Regions from separate parts of the Homo sapiens genome. Here region 2 is linked to region 1. Evidence: chromatin loops called from intact Hi-C (ENCODE). Cell type or tissue: B cell. All regions are shown on one strand. Links, peaks and the distances in the headings refer to the core of each region. The heading gives the core; the rest is flanking DNA.

Region 1 (5,380 bases), core at 381-5,380:
CCTTCAATAAAGAGTTGTGAGTTGTGTAGGTGAGTTGCCATGGAGCTACAAATATGAGTTGATATTCTGAAATCCTAGACAGCCATCTCCAAGGTTAAGAAAAATCCTTATGCACTCACTTGCAAAGATATCCACAGCATGCTCTTAATGGAGAAAAACAAAGCCTTAGATCAAATATGTAAAGTAATTTTTAGTTTTTTGAAAAGGTATGTTTGGGCTATAGATAAATCTGTTCAAAAAACATGAGAGAAGATAATAATGGTTGAAAGGAGACACAGTGCTTGCCCTCAAGAAGTTTTTGTCTAGTGAGGGAGAGAGAACTTGTATGTAAATAAAATTGTGTTACTAAGGTAGATAGTGAGAAGTAACTTAAGAGAGGATCAGATAAGGTATTAAGAGAATACAGAAAAGGGTCTGGATTAATTCTGAACAGCATCAAAGAATGTTCTTGCAAGAGATAGTGTTTTCACCAGATCTTGAAGGTATGGATGAGGGTATACAGAGTGAGTATATTCAGATTCTACTTTAAAACAAATACTTTCCTCTGTTGTAGTGGAGTTGAGCTATACATCCAACAATAATGAAAAAATACACGCATATATACATATATGGAGAGAGATACATATTTTAGTACATGTAGCAATTGATTAATAAATGTACAGTTTAAGTCGCATGCAAAACCTTGGAGTGATAGCAAACTTCATTGTAGGATGTTTAGCAGCATCTCTGGTCTCTACTCACTAGATCCCAATAGCATCTCCCTAGGTGTGACAACCAAAAATGTCTCCAGGCATTGACCTCTGGAGGCAAAAAAAGCCCTTTATTAAGAACCAGTGGTATACATAAGTAAAACATACACAAGAGATTCCTCCCCTCTTCTCTGTATGTGAATAAAAATTGCAAAGTTCATGACCTGGATTTTCCTTTTAGGTTTCTTCTTTAGTGGTTCTTAACTTCATTGGGTGAAGTAAGCCTTTGAAGATCTGTTGAAAGCTGTTGACTCATTCACTTCTCAGGAAAACGCACATGCTGACTACCATTTCAGAGAATTTGCATCAGGGTTCTCTGGGGAGGAGTTCTGAGTTCTGTTTCCAGGAGCTCGTAGAATTGTCATGGTCTGCATATGCAAGGCAGGTGGATTACGGAAGGTTGATGTACAGAGGTCTGTATTTTGGAGCCTCTTCTGTATTTACTTCAGAACACTAACAATCAGGCGAGAATGTTCTGGTTTATCAAACCCTTCCTTCTGCCTTTCATCTTAACCATGCATTAGTTTTAACAAAGTTCATCCCAACAGAAGACAAAACACTGATGAGGTAGGATAGCTCCAGCTCCTCCTCCCTCTCTTCTAGTCTTGATTTCCATGTAGTCCAGTTTATTCCTTCCCTGATTGTCCAGGAGAATGAGAAAAAGAAAAAACAGAGTCTAGTGGGTAAGAAAGGGCCACCTGGACGGCTTGATTTGGATTGTGAAATAAAACACACACACATGCACACGTAGAATAAGTGGCTAAAATCTGAGTAAATCGTGAACTCTCTGTATCCTCCACCCATTGAATACTCCTAAAAGACTTTCTAGAAATTCAAGGACTTATTAATATAGAAACCTGGCCATTGTTCCTCTTCTCCTCCCCATGTGGTATGAGAGCACCTGTGGCAGGCTCCCAGAGACCACGGACCTCTTCCTCTAGGCGGGCTCTGCTCTTCTTTAAGGAGTCCCACAGGGCCTGGCCCGCCCCTGACCTCGCAACCCTTGAGATTAGTAACGGGATGAGTGAGGATCCGGGTGGCCCCTGCGTGGCAGCCAGTAAGAGTCTCAGCCTTCCCGGTTCGGGAAAGGGGAAGAATGCAGGAGGGGTAGGATTTCTTTCCTGATAGGATCGGTTGGGAAAGACCGCAGCCTGTGTGTGTCTTTCCCTTCGACCAAGGTGTCTGTTGCTCCGTAAATAAAACGTCCCACTGCCTTCTGAGAGCGCTATAAAGGCAGCGGAAGGGTAGTCCGCGGGGCATTCCGGGCGGGGCGCGAGCAGAGACAGGTGAGTTCGCCCTGAAGATGCCCACACCGCCCGGCCCGGGCTCCACTCCCGGGGAGGCCTCGAGGGTTGCGGATGGGACTCTTAAGTGGTCACGGATCAGGTGGGCAGGGGGCAGTACAGCTTTCTTTCTGAGACGCCGAGAGCGAACAGGCTGCTCGGAAAACAGGACGAGGGGAGAGACTTGCTCAATAAGCTGAAAGTTCTGCCCCCGAGAGGGCTGCGACAGCTGCTGGAATGTGCCTGCAGCGTCCGCCTCTTGGGGACCCGCGGAGCGCGCCCTGACGGTTCCACGCCTGGCCCGGGGGTCTGCACCTCTCCTCCAGTGCGCACCTGGAGCTGCGTCCCGGGTCAGGTGCGGGGAGGGAGGGAATCTCAGTGTCCCCTTCCAGCCTTGCAAGCGCCTTTGGCCCCTGCCCCAGCCCCTCGGTTTGGGGGAGATTTCAGAACGCGGACAGCGCCCTGGCTGCGGGCCATAGGGGACTGGGTGGAACTCGGGAAGCCCCCAGAGCAGGGGCTTACTCGCTTCAAGTTTGGGGAACCCCGGGCAGCGGGTGCAGGCCACGAGACCCGAAGGTTCTCAGGTGCCCCCCTGCAGGCTGGCCGTGCGCGCCGTGGGGCGCTTGTCGCGAGCGCCGAGGGCTGCAGGACGCGGACCAGACTCGCGGTGCAGGGGGGCCTGGCTGCAGCTAACAGGTGATCCCGTTCTTTCTGTTCCTCGCTCTTCCCCTCCGATCGTCCTCGCTTACCGCGTGTCCTCCCTCCTCGCTGTCCTCTGGCTCGCAGGTCATGGCAGCGCCAGGCGGCAGGTCGGAGCCGCCGCAGCTCCCCGAGTACAGCTGCAGCTACATGGTGTCGCGGCCGGTCTACAGCGAGCTCGCTTTCCAGCAACAGCACGAGCGGCGCCTGCAGGAGCGCAAGACGCTGCGGGAGAGCCTGGCCAAGTGCTGCAGGTAGCGGCCGCGCGGGCCTGCGTAGAGAGAAGCGGAGCGGGGCGTCCACGCCTTGGGGAGGGAAGGGCGTCCCCAGCGGGCGAGAGTGGGGTGCGGGCGGCGGAGCCCCTGGGCGCCAGCTGCTTCTCCCAGAGGCCCGACTTTCGGTCTCCGGTCCTCCACGCCGCCCTTCTGGTGGGAGGGTGGCTCCATCAGTCTCGGGCCCGAAATGAACTTACCTGGGAAACTCGCCTTTGGGGAGAGTGGGTTCTAGGAGCCCCGTCTCTCTTTTTCCTCTCTGAAGGAAACTTGGAGTGCCTCTTGGGGTACAGTGGGTCCCTGTTGCCTTCTTGGGAGCTTGTTTAAATGAAATGAATAGGGAAACCCAGCTCTTGACCAGGAGGAGTCCTTGAAACACTCAAGCTAAGTAGGCGGGCTACCATTCAGTTAGAGACCAGGATGCAAGCTAGAACCCAGGGGAGCGCGGGGTGTGCCAAGTACTTCATCAGCAGGCTGTGGGACCCCTGGGGAAAGCCACCCTCAGTCTCTAAACCCAAACATGCCGTAACTAGATGTCACAAACATAAAGAAATTAGAGTTTCTAAAACCTTTCATTATAGAACATTTCAAATATATGCATAAGTAGACGTAGTAGTATAATGAACTCCCCACCCCCACCGTTTTTAACCCATCACTCGGCCTCAACTGTGATCAAATCCAAGTTACTCTTGTTTCTTGTATCTACACCTACTTGCTCCCTCCAGTATTATTTTTAAGCAAATCTCATATAGCATACTGTCTTTATGTATTTTACTGCATATCTTTAAAGACTCTTAAAAAATATAACCACATTTCATGATCACACCTTAATATCTAAAAATAACCTCCTAATATCAAAAATTGAGTCATTATTAAAATGTCCAATCGTCCCATAAATGCCTTAATTAAAAAACAATTTATTCAAATCAGGAGTTATACCACCTACTTTTGATATTTTTCTTTCATCTGTAGGTCACTGAATTTAAAAACTACCAAGTAGCAAGGTATAAGGTATACATTCCTCATGCTAAGATTTTTGTAAAAACTAGCTCCAGGCTTGTATTGCCAAAATATACTCAGTGTGTTTATCTTCTTTAAAGAAAATAATAATAATAAGGCGCCTGGATTAGGAGTCTGAAAAGTAATCTCCATTTAGAGACTCCACATCCATCAGTCTCTGGCTGGACCAGAAAATAGGTTTTTGTGTAGGAATATTTTTTCAGAGGATTAAAAATGTGAGCGAGGGGTGGGACACTTAATCCTGTGTTCTCTAGAAGAGTGCATTTAAAAGGATAGATACAGTTCTTGGCAAAAGCATGGTAAGCACTTCAGGGTTATTATTTTCCAGGAAATACTTATCCTTTTTCCAAATAGTTATAAACATCAGCAGAATCCAGTTCATAACTTTGTGATTTGCAAATTGGTTGTGACTGAGATTGGATTGAAAACCCAGTTTTCTTGCTTTTTGACAGTTGTTCAAGAAAGAGAGCCTTTGGTGTGCTAAAGACTCTTGTGCCCATCTTGGAGTGGCTCCCCAAATACCGAGTCAAGGAATGGCTGCTTAGTGACGTCATTTCGGGAGTTAGTACTGGGCTAGTGGCCACGCTGCAAGGTAAGATGTTGGCAGATTGAGAGTTCTGGTCTCCAGCAGGAGTTTAACACTTCTCCCCAGCTACCATAGGTCTGTGACAGATGGTTGCTTACCCTTCAAGGCCTGTATCTTTCCTGTAGAGCCCCTTAGTGGAGAGAGTCACCTCTCTTCTCCCCTTCCTTAGAGTTCTCTTCCTGGGAAACTGCTGCCCCACTAGGTGCAGAGGTCCAATTTAGAGGCATATACTAGGCAGTGGCTTCTCAATTTTTTTAAATTTTATTTTATTTGAGACGGGGGCTCGCTCTGTCACCTAGGCTGGAGTGCAGTGGCGCAATCCTGGCTCACTGCAAGCTCCGTCTCCCGGGTTCACGCCATTCTCCCGCCTCAGCCTCCCCAGTAGCTGGGACTACAGGCGCCCGCCACTACGCCCGGCTAATTTTTTGTATTTTTAGTAGAGACGGGGTTTCACCGGGTTAGCCAGGATGGTATCGACCTCCTGACCTCGTGATCCGCCTGCCTTGGCCTCCCAAAATGCTGGGATTACAGGCGTGAGCCACTGCACCCAGCCAGCTTCTCTATTTTCATTGACCACAATTCAATAAGAAATGTGTAAAGAGTTTCAAGTCAAGATTTAAAAAAAAAAAAGAAATGTGTTACATCCTGATATATACATATATATCTAAAGTTCCTGTGAAATATTTATTATAACAATGTGCTAATCTTTCACTTTGTTCTATTATGCTTAGGTTTTTTAAATGATGATTGCAGCACATTAAATTATTTTAT
Region 2 (5,380 bases), core at 313-5,312, 200 kb before region 1:
TTAAAACTTTGAACAACATAAAACTTCTTGGCTCAAATGTCTTCTCTAGTGAATTTTATTAAACATTTAAGAAAGGACTAACTCTGATCTTACAAAAACATTTTCAAAATTGGAGAAAAAGAACATCTTTCAACTCACTGGAGTCCAGCATTGTCCTGATTCCAAAACCAGATCAAAATATTAAAATAAAAGAAAATGACAGACCAATAGGCCTTATGACTACATAGGCAAAAGATTTTTTAAAAATAATTGTTGATACAACCATGCAATATCTAAAAAGGTAGTACTATCAAAATAGGTTTATGTCAAAAATGCAAGGTTGGCTTAACATTAAAAAAACAAATCCATGTAATTTATCATGTTACTAGATTAAATGAGAAAAACCATATGAACCCTCATTAAATGGAAAAAATCTTAAATAATGTAATATGCATTCCTGATAAAAATTCTCAACAAAGAAGGAAACTTTATCAACCTGAAAAATGATATCCATAAAAACCGTATACCTAGCATCAAACCTAATAATGAAAGATTGAATACTTTCCCCCTGAAGACATGGAAAAAAGCAGTTATGTCTGCTCTCACCATTTCTACTCAATATTACTTGTGGTCTTGGCTACGGCAATAAGGCAAGACCAAAACAGATTTAAGATTGAAAAGGATGACATAAACCTTTGTTTATTCAAATATAATTCTGTAAGAAGGAAATCGTAAGGAATCAAGAAAAGAATAAATAAATGAGTTTGGCAAAATCATATGGTTTAAGTTCAATATTCAAAATTCAACAGTATTTCTTTATATAAACAAATCAAAATTTTAAAATATTGTTTGTAATAGTATCAAAAATGTTATGAGTCTAGCACTACCCAACTTGACAAAATATGTGTGAGACCTCTACACTGAAAATTACAAAATATTACCAAGAGAAATTAAAGCAACCTAAATAAGTGGAGAAATATACCATGTTTAAAGATCGGAGGACTCAATACAAAGGTGTGAATGTTCCCTAACAGATAGACAGGTTCATTGTGATATCAATTAAAATCCCAGCTTCCATATGAGATGCACAAAGCTGGACAGAACATAGCTCACACTGTAACTACAAAAAAGAACAAGGGAAAAACAAATGATCTACAAATAGAAACTTCTTGAACTCATCAGAGTGCTGCAGTTACTGGGAAACTAACCAATCCAAATTCTAATGAAAGGCAGGACACATGGGACGTGAGCACTTGAGTACCTGGGGAAGACAATACTAGACACCAGTAAGAATAATTCAGTCAAAACCGTTAATGAATTGCTAAAGGCTAAGTGTGTGTTCACAAGAAAATATAGAAGCCAGAGGATCTACAGACACAAAGGGAATTCATACCCATTCATGGACTTTTGCAAAGATCTCACCAGATGTTCACAGGCATACACAAAAAGACTGAGTGTATGGTGAAAGGCCTGACAAAGCATTTCTCATGGTGCAGGCTTGAGGGAAGCATGAAGCCACTGAGGGAAAGCATGAAGTCCAGGCTGGATCCTTTCTACCATCTTTAATATGGGGGGTAAGGGGTCAGAGGGGAGCCTTAAACCCCAGAGGGAAAGGCAACAACCCCAATATGCTTTGAGCACTGTTGAAAACACATTAGAACTAGGAGAAGAAAAATGCCTAAAAAAAAAAAAAAAAAAACTTTAGCCATGAAGGAGGAAAAGGAATTCATCCTACAAGTGGAAGCAGGGGTGGGACACTGATTGAAGTCCCTATTCCCAAAAACCAGGACACAATGATTGCCCAGACTATTATAGTGGATTTATTACCATATCTGATACAATAACGAATCCAGGTAGAAATGATGGCAATCTGGGAGGTACAGGTTTGAGTAAGCCAGACTGTCTGACTGGCAACTATAATTTGTTTTCACAATTTGCAGTCCCAAAGAAAAGTTGTTTTAAATCTGTTAGTCTTCTAACAGCAGACCTGAAGGTTAGGCTATTGGCAACAGGCCAGGAGCCAGTAAAAATATAAAAAGGTTAATCAAGGGGCATATTGGTCAAAGCTATAAGAATGGAGTGATGGAACACACTCTCACTTTTCTGTAGCTGGCACTGACCCTGAACAACTGCATCAGCTTTTAATTGGGCTGAACTGTAAGTGAAACAGGCCCAGGTATTTATAAGAAATTCCTTAAATCCAGGGCCGTAATGAGTCAATTGCTTTGCTTCAGGTGGCAAAGTGAGAAATAAGCTTTTCCCCAAAAGGGGTAGGTTCTACTTCATGGAACGCCAAAATGATACTAAGGCCAGGTCAGCTGCATCCCTTTTCAAAGCTGTATCTGCCTTTTCAAAAGAGATGCACTTGGTAGCTGGGTCAGGCAGGTGGCACTGCTGTACTGGGAAATGGTTGAGTTCTCCAGCAGTCATGGAGCCTTTAACCAAAGTTGTGATTTTCTTTTCTTCCCTCCTGGGATGATACATTATTTTTGCTGAATCACCCAGGGAGGGGAAAGGGGACAGGGGAACACCTCTTTACATGCAGCAGCCCATGAATAGGAGAATCTCCTCTAAATCTGTAAGTATTCATAGTGTAAGAACATAAAATTATCAATACTAATTATACATTTAGCAGAGGAACCCAAAACAATAGTACACTGAATAGGCCCAGAGGCTCCATCTACATTTTAGCTTTTTAAAATTTGAGTGTTTTACCCCCTGTAGGAACACAGACCAAGGAATTTAACATATGCACAAAAGGGACTACAGCCATAGCTGCCAGGAGACTACATTATTTCCTAACCAGGAGCATGGGGAAGACAAGGTAGCGGGGAAAATCTATTCTGCAGAGGACTGTGGTGGTGGGAAGGCTTTTCTTCTGCTTTGGTTTCTCACTCCAGGGTGACGCTGTGCTCCTGGAAGTGCTTGGGCCTAGGGGTCTCTAATTTGCCCCTGTGCATGCTGCTAGAACTCCACCCTGCAGTCCTCAGTGCCTTCAGCCTACCTTGACACCTACTGTGCTTTTTTCCCACAGGACCACGTAGGATGGCGAATTGAGCATCTCTATTCAACAGAGCTAAAAAAAAGTCTGAATTTCTCTCCCTCCCTAAGGTTCCCTACCATATTTGGCTTTTATCTTAAGCAGCTGAGGTTAGAATAGAGGGGGTAGAGAAAAATGGGAGTCCACAAAGTAAAAGAGCAGCTATGTACCAGTCAGCAAGACTGCATTTACATTCAATTTCAAGTGGCTGCCCACTCAGACTCCACAAATGAACTTATAATATACTTAGTCTACCCAAAGCTCCACATCCTCATTGCTGACATCTTTTATGTTAGCTCTCAGAAGCCCTTCATTCAGCAGCTACAGCCATACTGCCTTTTGCCTTAGGGCCCTGAGGCTTGCTGTTTTGTTGATATAATAATAATTTTTCCTCCTCCAGCCTAGAGAGTGAGCAATAACCAAGGCACTATTTGAGAAGCTTCATTCATTTCCACCCCTCACTGCTTAGCCTCAAAAAATTCATTAACAGGCAGGTCGTTAGGAGACTCTTACTCTGTACTACTACCCCACCACTTAAACAAGAGCATTCGCTACTGGTCTCATATCCTCTAAACCAGCCCATAAGAGCCCTGTCATTTCTCTTTCAGGAAACCTTATCTCTGTCAACATCATATGCTTGTAGCCAAAAATGTCAAAAATTGTTTAGGGTCTGGGATTCTACCCTATTTATAAGCTGTGAAGCTAGCCTGTTACTGTTTCATGGATGCTAACATAAGATGTAAGATGCCTGGGTCCGAACCAAAGAACTGTATTACCCATGATGCAGCAAGCAGTATGAGCATGATATCAGTGAAAATTCACCTTGCCCTCCAAGTCCCTGGCAAAGGGACTGTGGATGCTCTGTATACTACGGGTTTTTTCACAGCTGAAGAGCACTGAGCTTGGGAAAGTTGCCATTTTTATAACAAAGAAAAGCAAGTCTGCTTGCATTCTATTTGTCTAGGGTGTCATTACTTCATTCCTCAAGGTTGCTAGCTACAACCCCTTCCTGAGAAATGGATGGAGTAAAGGGTAGTTCTGTTAGGGCTTTGCATTCTCAGCATATCCGGCAAGAATGTTCAGGGATATTCAGGGCTTATGGGGATTGTTTCTCCCAACACACTCCCATTCAACCTAATACCAGAGGTCCTAGGCAGTACAAGAAGGCAAGAATATAAGTAAGTCTCACATGTTTCAGGAAAAAGTAAACTATCTCTATTTGCAGACAATTGTCTATATAGAAAATACCATGGAATTCACACAAAAAACTCCCAAGACTAATATATGAATTTAGTAAAGTTGCAGGATATGAGTTCAATATGATCCTAATTACATATACTAACAATAAACAATTGGATTTTTTTAAAAAATTAGGTGCTACTTCAACAGTACTGAAGAAATAATTAAATACAAATCTAACAAAATATGTGCAGGATCTGTAGGCCAAGAACTACAAAATATTGACGAAATAAATGTAAAATGCCCTAAAAATAGTAGAGATACTATGTTCATAAGTTAGAAGACTCAATACTGTTAAGATGTCATTTCTTTCCAAACTGATCTACAGATTCTCTGCAATACCAATCAAAATAACAGCAGGACTTTTTATAGATATTGCACCCCTAAACAGAGATCAGAAGGTAGGAGTAACTGAAGAAACACTGCTGAATATACCTGGCAGAAAGACACCAGTGATTACAGTCTTTAAGAATTATTAATTAAACTCTTAAAATGCATTCATTTTCCCAAATGGATGACTCAAGTAGTATAGTGGATGTTACTGAGTTTATAGTAGAACTACAGCCTATAGTAAAACTCTGCCATTCTCAGGCTCTTTATATAAAGAATGGCAGCCTTCTTACAAAAATGTTATGTATCTAACTAGTATCAATAACAGAGCACTAGATTGTAGACAGTCAGCTATGTCCCCCAGCACAGCATAAGAGTCATAACAGCACAAAACAGGGGACTTGACACAGCTTTGTTAAATATGTAATCTAGTTGATCAATGGACTTGGCCTCAGGACACAAAATTAATTTGATTCTGCATAACTTAAGAGTAAGAGAATTATGCAAAGAAAAAAAGGAAGCAAGAGAAAAGAGAAATCAATGGGGTGATGGAGCACAAACATGGCTATTTGTGTAGTTCCTTGATGAAAATATAAGAGAAAAACATCAATAAAATCCATAATATTTAGGAAGGCAAAGAGGGATAGTAAGCAGTCAAAACAGTAAACCAGAAAACTGGACATGAAGGTAATAATTTGGACAAAGCCCCAAAGTAGACATGCCAACAGTTGTGCAACAGAGGGAGGATAAATTGTAATAATAGTCACAGGATCCAAAGTGTAGGTATGGATG

What was found. A loop is a pair of places that touch in the nucleus more often than their neighbours do. Peaks named below come from ENCODE experiments on the same cell type or tissue, not always from the same donor. Only the 100,000 strongest peaks of a DNase experiment are listed, where the experiment ranks them.
Region 2: it touches region 1 in a loop (11-fold over the local background); 5 of 110 quality-filtered maps call a loop at or near these places.

Annotation. Positions count from the first base shown.
Region 1 is chr7:107,658,821-107,664,200 of GRCh38, forward strand. It overlaps SLC26A4 (solute carrier family 26 member 4), which reads left to right and starts at 2,008. Exons shown (of 21, transcript NM_000441.2): 1 at 2,008-2,035; 2 at 2,819-2,985; 3 at 4,476-4,615. The coding sequence starts at 2,822. It overlaps SLC26A4-AS1 (SLC26A4 antisense RNA 1), which reads right to left and starts at 2,978. Exons shown (of 2, transcript NR_028137.1): 1 at 2,782-2,978; 2 at 1-1,386. In B cell, for the core only: a CTCF peak has its summit at 3,105; DNase peaks (open chromatin) are centred at 1,081, 1,721, 2,271 and 2,871; H3K4me3 peaks cover 2,046 bases; H3K27me3 peaks cover 2,842 bases.
Region 2 is chr7:107,460,953-107,466,332 of GRCh38, forward strand. The region is part of intron 6 of COG5 (component of oligomeric golgi complex 5); the gene reads right to left. Among named protein-coding and RNA genes, the nearest start is that of GPR22, 6.4 kb to the right of the region's middle. In B cell, for the core only: CTCF peaks have their summits at 2,363 and 2,570; a DNase peak (open chromatin) is centred at 2,369.